2 separate regions of the Homo sapiens genome follow, and region 1 is linked to region 2. A link is a loop called in an ENCODE intact Hi-C map of the cell type or tissue named here. Cell type or tissue: breast epithelium. All regions are shown on one strand. Links, peaks and the distances in the headings refer to the core of each region. The heading gives the core; the rest is flanking DNA.

The links. Peaks named below come from ENCODE experiments on the same cell type or tissue, not always from the same donor. Only the 100,000 strongest peaks of a DNase experiment are listed, where the experiment ranks them.
Region 1: it touches region 2 in a loop (11-fold over the local background); 4 of 110 quality-filtered maps call a loop at or near these places.

The regions. Positions count from the first base shown.
Region 1 is chr10:70,537,889-70,541,783 of GRCh38, reverse strand. It overlaps PALD1 (phosphatase domain containing paladin 1), which reads right to left. Exons shown (of 20, transcript NM_014431.3): 11 at 3,878-3,895; 12 at 3,376-3,504; 13 at 2,776-2,892; 14 at 2,537-2,692; 15 at 2,022-2,204; 16 at 542-682; 17 at 250-321. Among named protein-coding and RNA genes, the nearest start is that of PALD1, 61 kb to the right of the region's middle. RefSeq lists enhancers at 2,821-3,506, 3,507-3,895. In breast epithelium, for the core only: a CTCF peak has its summit at 1,109 (motif pointing right); no DNase peak of the experiment used is centred there.
Region 2 is chr10:71,190,017-71,195,872 of GRCh38, reverse strand. No RefSeq gene overlaps it. Among named protein-coding and RNA genes, the nearest start is that of UNC5B, 20 kb to the left of the region's middle. In breast epithelium, for the core only: no CTCF peak of the experiment used is centred there; no DNase peak of the experiment used is centred there.

The sequences.
Region 1 (3,895 bases), core at 1-2,500, 650 kb after region 2:
CAGCAAGGCCGGGCAGGGAGGGGTCCAGCCCACATCTCCATAGCCGGCCGTCTGCCAGGGCCTCAGAGCCAAGCTGTCCCATGCCTTGCTGGGCTCATCTATAAAATGGGAACAGGGAAGCACTGATATGATGAGGTGGCAGACGTGACTGCATTGGGACGTGCTTTGAGGACCCCTAGACCGGCAAGCAGGAGTCCTCCTCCTCCTCCCATCCCAAGGTGCCTCAGGGACCCCGCAGGGCATGCTCACCTGAAATTCACCCTTAGTGAACTTGGCATCAGGCACACTCACGAGCTCCTCCTCACCCACCTCGGGGAAGCCCTGAGGGAAGACAGCTGCTGAGACAGAAGCCCCCTCCCAACGCCAGGAGCCCCTTGCTGGGGAGGACTTGGGGGCTGCCCAAGACTGATGGAAGGGGCTCTGGGACCACACCCGGCTGTCTCTGCCCCTCACACCCTCCTGTGGAGCCAGTGTGCCTGGGACCTGAGTGTCTACCCTCCTCCAGGCAAATCTCTAATCTCACTTGAGAGGCCACACGTACTTGGATGTGCCAGAAGGCCAGGACAGCCACCACCATCGCAGTTGTGGTACGGCCCTGGCCGCTGAGGCAGCTGAACACGAAGCCAGTGCCTGGGTCCTTGGAGAGGGCGGCCCGCAGGGCCTCCAGCAGCTGGTCAAAGTCCTGGACGAGAAAAGCAAGGTCTGGGTCAGCGGGCGTCTCTTGGATGCACAAACCCCAACAGGGTCCCCATCCACATGGCAGCCCCAGCCACTGTCCTCGGGCCAGAAATTGTCAGGCTCCCAAGCTTGCACACACAAACAAAACTCACCGGGGTGCATGAGACCATGTGCGTGTAAACAGCTGCACCTGTGCAGTCGTAATCACCCTCACACCAAGCACCTGGACAGGATGTGTGAGCCAACACAGCATGCACCTGGGGCTCAAGGTACCCACCCTCCATCAGGCAGGACATGCACCTGTATGTCACCCCTGTGTACTGCGCCCCTGGGCTGCACATAGACTGCTGGCCCTGCCACCCACCTGAGCTGGACCCAGCCCTGGTCCCACCATGGACGGGGGCCTGACCTCAGAAGAGCCCTGCAGCACAAGGCCACCAGGAGGCAGCAGACCGCAGGCAGTGAGAGCCGCGAAGAGATGCGCCAGGAGGGGCTCAGGCAGGGTAACAGACCCCATTGCCAGTTACACAGCACACAGCGACCCACCTACAACACACGCACCACGCACACGGTGGCTCACCTACAACACACGCCAGACACACGCACCACACAGGGATCCACGTCCGGTAAACACACACACTATACAGACACCCACAGTCACAGACCTACAGATGCCACACACACACATTCCTAACGACCCCTCCACAAACCCTACCACACACCACACCACTCCCCTAAAGATGGTTTTCCACACACAGCCCCCAATACAGACAAGGGAGACATCACAAACTCCATAAAAAGACATGCACACACACACACATTCCACACACCACCCACACACTCCATACACAGTCCCCCAACTGAGACACACACACCACGGACACCCTGGACATGTTCACCCTCAACACACACACACACCTTATAACAAATACACACACACACCTGTAACAGAATACACACACACCCCGATAACACACACACACCTATAACACACACCCATAACACAATACACACACATACACCCTACAACATAATAAACACATGTACACACATCTTATAACACATATGCACATACGTAACAGAATACACACTCCAATACACACACACCTATAACAATACACACACATATACCCTATAACACATAATAAACACACGTACACACACACAAAGCTTGGAAGGAATGTGAATAAACCACTTGGGCCAAATCGGAAAACCTCGTGAGACCATTCCCGGGCCCCGTAGAGAAGCTGGGGTCGTTTCATTCTCCCAGAGCCCAGACCAGAGGGGAGACAGGGAGGCCTCCTGTCCCTCCCCAGAGGCCTCAGCCTGAGCAGCACCCTCACCTCCTCTCGGGGGGCACAGAAGTCCGGCATGGGGATGCGGTGGTAGGTGAGGCCAGGACAGGCCCTGCGGTGCTGGCTGAAGACCTCCTGCATGGTAAGGCAGGTCTGGAACCTGTAGGTCAGGGGGCCCTCCTTGCCTGGGGGAGGCTCGCTTAGATGGGCCTTCAGCTGGGCCTCCAGGGTCTGGGCAAGGGCAGGAGGGAGGACACAGGCCACTGGGGCAGGCTCTAGGCTAGCCCTGAAAGGCCACAGCCTGCCATGGCCAGGCCTGGCCCTGGCTTCCAGTCCCATCCCTGACCCCCCCAAGCCTCAGGGGTCACAGCCACCCCCCAAAGCCAAGCAGGTTAGCAGAGCACTTTAGTGGGAATCCTGAGTTGGCCACTCCCTGACACTGCTCCTCCCGGGGCCTCAGATTCTCCATCTGTCTGCGGGAGTGTGAGGCCTTCTGAAGACCCTCCCAGGCCACTCCCCAGAAGCCTCGGAGGCAGGGGTGCCTAGAGGGCAGGGGGCCTCACCTCCAGCTGGTCAGGAGCCACAGGGGGCCCAGGCCACCGCAGGCTGTAGGTGTGCCCGTCACACTCCAACACGGCCTCCTCCCGAAGGCTCACCCAGACAACCTTCCGCAGCCTCCTCTTGGCGTCCGTCAGGTAGGCCAGGATGCTCCCCAGGGCCTGGGCACAGGAGGGCCGGCAGTGAGTGCTCAGCCCTCCCTCCCCAAACCCACTGGGGGACCCAGGCCCTGAGGGCCGGTCACCTTGGCGCTGGGCTGGGCCGTGCCGTAGATGGGCATGCGGGGCACCCGCCGGAAGTTGGCCACATCCATCTCTCTGACAGTGCTGAGCGCGTCCGGGGAGACCAGATCGTCCTCCCGCTGTGGGGAGAGCACCAAGCCTGGGACCCACAGCAGCCGACTGTAGCCGCAGAAAGGGTCAGGACCTGGCCCAAGGCAGACGGGGGGTGGGGTGGAACCCGAGCTTCACAGTTTACAAAGCACTCCTGCACACTTGGAGCTTCCCCCGGCCCTGGCAAGAAGAAGTGCAATGGTGCCCACTCTCTGGACCAGGAAGCTGAGGCTCAAAGAGAAGAAGCTGGAGGCAAAGATCATAGAACCCTGCCCAGAGCTCTTGGGTTTGAGACTGAGGAGAAGGTACCAGAACAGCTGCCAAAGCTGCAAATGCTTGCTGGGGCCTAAGCATGACCCCATTCTGTTCACAAGAGGATCCCAACACCCACAGCCTCTCTTCTTCACCTCCTGCAAGGGCAATGCTTACCCCAACCCTACAGGAATCCAGTGTTTAGGGGCCAGGGCCAGTACACAGCCATGCCCACTTCTCCGACTGCCAGTCATACTCACTAGGGAGCCCCTGGCGATGAGGTCCCTCGGAGCCACAGGGCCTGCTGAGCTCAGCGTCACGGGCAGGCGGTACAGCTCAGGGTGGGCACACAGCCAGCGGCTGAAACTGAGGGCAAAGGCCAGCGGGTACTGCAGCCCGAGGCAGAGAGACGAGGAATTCAGGGGCACAGGGCCATCCTGAACCCTCCCTGCCCACACCATGGCAGGGGAAGCCCCAAAAGATATCCAACATGGCCCAGAGCAGGGACAAGGGAGTGGCTGAGAGAAGACCTGGACGTCTGGTGTCCTGGTTAAGGACAGAGACAAGGGCCCGGTGGAAAGAGGTGGGGCCTCCCTATGCCCAGCTGCTCAGGGACTACTCCCGAATCTGGGTCTCTCCTGGCCTCCCTTCCCTCCCCGGTTCCTTGGGGGGTCTCCCTCCACAGCAAGCCAGTCACTGCGGTGGGGAGGCTGGGAGAGGCCCAGGAGGAGGGGACGTGGGTCTGCTCCTCCCAGGCCCCACCTGCTCATGAAGGTAGTA
Region 2 (5,856 bases), core at 1,958-4,457:
CTGGGTTAGGAGTCAGGGATGGGGTGGGGGTGGGAGGTGAGTTTGTAGGGGAAGCTTGGCTGCACTGGGTGAATCTTGCCTGTGTCAGTTGCAGAAAGTTATGAAGTTGGTAAAGTTGGTCTTTGATTCTTAGGCTGTTGACTCTCTAGACTGGCATCCCAATCCCATATCTGCCAGATGGCAGCTCATGCTCACTAAGGTCTTATCTGATGAGCTGTCTCTGCCTCTTACAGATACACACCTGTAGTTTAACAAGATCCAAGGGGAATATAAAGTACTGAGGATCCAAAGGGAAGTGCTAATGGTATTTCAGACATTGTGAAACACTACGGGAGACATATTTTGGGGCGATTAGTGTGTAAGCAGGTGCACAAAGCCCTCCAGGTGTGCAGTGACTCACTCCAGAGGAGGACAGCTACCTGACGTTCAGACCCACCCATCTCGACCTTCTCATTTGACCAAAATGGTCCTAAAGCCCAGAGAGGGGAGTGACTTGCCTGAAGTCAATGGCAAGACAATGGCCTGTGCTATTTGGCCCAATCCTTCTGGCTCCCAGTCATTTCTGCGCCTCAGTTATTTTTCAATCTGTGCTGCCCAGAGAGGGCTGCGGGGAGGGGTGTTGAGTAGGAGGATTCTAGACACCCCACCTCCCTCCTTCAGAGGAGCTGGTTTACACATTGGGATCTGTTTAAAGAAAGGGTCCCACTACTAAATGTTTGGAAACCACAGTGAGCCTGGGTAAGGGGAGTGCGTGGGTGGGGACTTTGGAAAGGTGGAGGGGGCAGGAGGCTGGTCTCTTTGTGAGGTTGTAGCATCCCTGAGATGGTTTGGACCAGGGAGGGAATATTTAGTGGGTGACATCTCAGGGAAGACCTTGGTCTATGGAGGAAGAATATGCTCAGAATCTGGTGTAGAGGAAAAATTAGAGCGTGCTTTAGGAATTGTAAAACTTTGAAAAATTGCATTTTTCATCACAGATGTGTTTGACTGAATGTATTAGCAAGATAGGTCTATTCCTATAGACAGACAGATGAGGTGCCCCAAGTGTTCAAAGAGAGAGGAGTCTTTGAAGAGAAACGGGAAGCAGAATGTTAGCAACGTTCCCTTACCATCTTGATTTGCAAACCCAGCTTGCCACAGGACAGCTGTCTTCTTTTCTTTTCTTTTCTTTTTTTTTTTTTTTTGAGACAGAGTCTTGTTCTGTTGCCCAGGCTGGAGTACAGTGGCGTGATCTTGGCTCACTGCAACCTCTGCCTCCCGGGTTCAAGCAATTCTCCTGCCTCAGCCTCCTGAGTAGCTGGGATTACAGATGTGCACCACCATGCCTGGCTAACTTTTGTATTTTTAGTGGAGACGGGGTTTCGCCATGTTGGCCAGACTGGTCTCAAACTCCTGACCTCAGGTGATCTACCCACCTTGGCTTCCCAAAGTGCTAGCATTACGGGCATGAGCCACCACGCCCAGCCAGGACAGCCATTTTCTTACTGGGTCTGGGATCCAGCTGCCAGGTACTGAGAGCTCCTATCTCTGCATGCTTGCACACACACAGTACTTTTTTTTTTTTTTTCCCCCAGCTTGCTTTCCCTCTGTAAAGGTGTGGGACATAAGAGGGGATTCCAGGAGAGTGTTCCTACTTGGTAAAGCAGGCACAGAGAAGCCAAGTGACTCTCCCAAGGCCACCCAGCAATTCCAGTCCAGCTCTCCAGCCCCTAGAAACTGCCTTGTTTAGAATTTCCCCCTTTAGATTCTCTCCTTGTGACAAGGACCAGGTCAAAGATGATTTCAAGGACTGATTAAAATCCTGTGCCATGAAAAGGATCCACAGAGACTGGGGACAGAGAGAAATGTAACAGGCCAGGGAAGCTGATCTGGTTCCTCCCTAGACCTGGGGAAGGGGGATGTGGCCCTAGCTTCATCTTCCCTTGGGCAAATCTGTGTTGGGCTGGGGAGCTTTGAGCAGAGCTGGGAGCCTGAGGTGGGCTCTACATGCAGGTGGCCAAGTCCAGACATTTTGAGACAGGAACTGGGGTCATATTTTACTGGCCTGTGTCTTCCTTCTGTGGCTTCAGATCTAACAGGTCTGATGGGTGTCACCTTTGAGGAGCTATCCCCAGCTTTGTGCTCCCCTGGGCGCCCCCTGCCAGCACCAGCTGCAGGAAGCTTGTAGAGGCCTAGGCCCATGATGCCTGCCCTGGGCCTGCCTGAGCTGAGATTAGGCCAGGGGAAGGGAGGTGGGAAGGGTGGGCGATGTCTGCTTTCCATGCCTGGCTGGACCAAGGACTTCTCTGGGTACCATAGGGCGGGGGTGGGGGACACTGCTGCCTAGAAACAGAACTCCAACTCACACATCTTAGTCACAGACTCTAGGCATCTTGAATAAAACAGACTTAAAGACTTAAAATCATAGCACCTTTTTTTCTAATGTTGAGGTGAACCTGGGGTACTCCGAGAGCACACAGAAGGAGTCCTATTTACTCTTGGGGAGCAGGAAGACCTCCCAGGGCACTTACATCTGAGTCACTTAAGGGCTCGTACAGATTCTAATGCTAAATTCAGGCCAGCATTCAAGACCTTCCACACTGTCAGTAGAAACATAATGCAAGTCACATATGTGATGTTTTTAATCTGAAGGTATTAATACATACTTTAGTGAGGAAATAGTTTCAATATGTGACAAATCTTCCAAAGCATAAAGAAGACACGAGCATGCTGCACACATTTTATCAGGCTAGCGGGAGATTGACCACAAAATCTGTCAAGGACAATAGGAGAAACAAAATTCATGGATGAATCTTAATTATAAGCATACATGTGAAACCTTAGGAAAAGATGAACAAAGTAAACCTAAGTTAAAAAGAAGGCGTAAAATAATAAAGGGTAGAACCAAACAAAATCAGAGCCAGACAAACAAAACAGAAAATTCACAAAGTCAAACGGAAAATATCAATTGAATAAACACGTAACTATACTGATTAGCAAAAAAGAGAACACATACCACCAAAGTTAGAATTTAAAGAGGTATTATCAATGTGGGTTTCACAGATATTAAAATGAATTAGACATGTAATATTACATTTTCTAGTTGCTACATTAAAAAAGCAAAAAGAGTTAAGGTGGAAATAATTTTGGTATATTTAACTCAATATGGTCCATATATTAATATTTCAACACGTAATTGATATAAATATTATTCATCATTATAACGTTCTTTTTATACTAAGTCTTTGAAATTGCATGTATATTTTCACTCTTAGGGCACATCTCAATTTGGAGGCTAAATTTTCTTAATACTTTTTTTTTTTTTGAGACAAGATCTCTCTCTGTTGCCGAGGCTGGAGGTCAGTGGTGTGATCCTGGCTCACTGCAGCCTCAAACTCCTGTGCTCAAGGGATCCTCCCACCTCAGCCCCCTAGAGTAGCTGGGACCACAGGCACACACCACCAAGCCCAGCTAATTAAAAAAATTTTTTTTGTAGAGACAGGTCTCGCTATGTTGCCCAGGCTGGTCTCAAACTCCTGGACTCAAACAAGCCTCCTGCCTTGGCCTCCCAAAGTGCTAGAATCACAGGCATGAGCCACCCCATCTGGCTGGATGCTAAATTTTCATTAGAAATGCTTGATGAGTGTTTAGATTTCATAAAACTTATAGCAAAAAATAGTACACACATCGTTCCAAACATATTAAAAAATTTTCTAGTAACTGACTCAGGTACCGGTTTTAAAACTTAAATGAATTCAAATTAAATAAAAGTAAAATTTCAGGCCCTCAGTGACTAGCCTCACGGCAAGGGCTCAGCAGCCACCGTGGCCCCGGCTACTGCATTGGACAGTGCAGATATCACCGGGATCTTAAATTTGCCTCCAGCTGCATGCTCACTGGTCCCCTCTCCTCCTGCCTCTCTGGAGCTCCCTCGTCACCGCCTTCCTGTCTCTTCACAGACCATTCCCCAGGATGCCTTGTCCTCATCCGCACCTCTAGGCTCCGCCCCTTCTCAGACCCCACCTCTTGCAGGAATCCTTCTGTTAAATGACCACAGAAGGGGCTCCCACCCCCACTCCCATCTCTGAGCCGACTTTTCATCCATACAGGAGGGGATTGGAGTAGCCGGGCATCCCCACCCTGACAGTCCCTGCCTCTCACTGTGCCTCTGTCACTTCCTGACCCTACAGCCTGTGAGGACAGCCTGTCGCCGCATGGGAAGTTGGCAGCAGAGCAGGGGCAAGACCCTCCCTTCCCTTTCCCAGATCTCTTCCCATGCCCCCCTGCCCCTCACCCTCCTGGCGCTATGCCAAGGCATTCAGGGAGGCAGATACGGTCATGACGCTCCGAGCACTGATGCCATTGCCCTTCCTGACCCCCTTCTCTGGGGCTTTTCAGGCTTTGCCATGGGAGGGGGGCAGGCCCACAGCCTTGTTCTCCCTCTTCAGAGAGCTGAACTCAGGAGCAGAAAAGGAGCTGCCAGGGAGTCACAGGAGGATGGGTCAAGTGCACCAGGGCTTGTCCAGAGCAGGAACGGTAACTGCTCCAGGAGAGACCCTGCCTCGACTCAAACCCTGAGCCTCCCAAGCACTCTGAGCCTGTTTTCCCATCTGCCCAAAGAGATCTCCTAATTCTTTAAAGATGGTGACCTTTGAGAGGACAGCAGGGTGAGCTTGCCAAATTTAACGCACCCCTGGGCCGCCTCTGTTAACCCCTGGAGCACTTGCTCAGCCATGCCCTGGGGCATGTTCTAGATGCTGAGTTCCATCCAGCAGGGCTGTGTGGCACCCTAGCCTCATAAAGACCCCATATCACCACCTGCTCCTCTCCTGCCAATTCCCCACAAAAGAAGGGCCAGTTCTCTCTGTCCCTTGGTTTCTTTCCCTTGGGAGACTTTTTGCCCCATTCTGTCCTATGAGCTCAATCATTGAATGGAATGATGTTTCCACCTCCTTTGAGAAAACACACTCTCCATCTTCTGTGGCTCCTGCCAGCCAATATCTCCTCAAACATATCTTTCTGCAGTTTGCATTGCAAAAACAATAGATATGTTACATGTGCATTTCCAAATTGGACAGGCCTATCCCATCCCAGATAGAGTCCTATGTCTGTCCCATTCCTTCCTCTCAGAAAAGAGGTACATACCCGTGTCAAGATGAGGAAATGGAGACACCCAGCATAGTGCCTGGCACACACCAGGGGCTCGAGCTGTCGAAGAAGGCACGGACGAAGAGTAGGTCAGAGGGCCCTCTCTTCAGTGTGGGTCCTTTAGGGCACAGAGTGGAAATGTGATAGAAGGATCCAGAAAGGGAGGTGAGCATTTAAAGGTATCTGACATAATTGTTTGTTGCTGTTGTTGTTTTTGGGACAGTCTCTCTCTGTTGCCCAGGCTGGGGTGCAGTGGCACTATCTGAGCTCGCTGCAACCTCCGCCTCCCAGGTTGAAGCGATTCTTGTGCTGCAGCCTCCCGAGTAGCTGGGATTACAGGCATGCGCCACCATACCCTGCTAATTTTTGTAATTTTAGTAGGGATAGGGTTTCGCCATGTTGGCCAGGCTGGTCTCGAACTTTTGGCCTCAGGTCATCCACCTGCCTCGGCCTCCCAAAGTGCTGGGATTACAGGCATGAGCCACCATAACTGGCCCTGATATAATTGTTGAATGAATGATCAAGTCTTCCCAAAGACAGGGACGGTTCTGCAAAGAAGCCCTGGGCACTGGTCCGTGGTGACCACCGGCCAGCGGTTGCCAGGGGTGTGCCTGATACTGCTTGGAGAAGGACACCATCCCAGGGCAGGAAGGGCCACAGGAGTGTTCCACATCTGATGTGCAGCTGCTGTGAAAGTCTGGAAGCATGGAGGTGCCCACCATGTTTAGT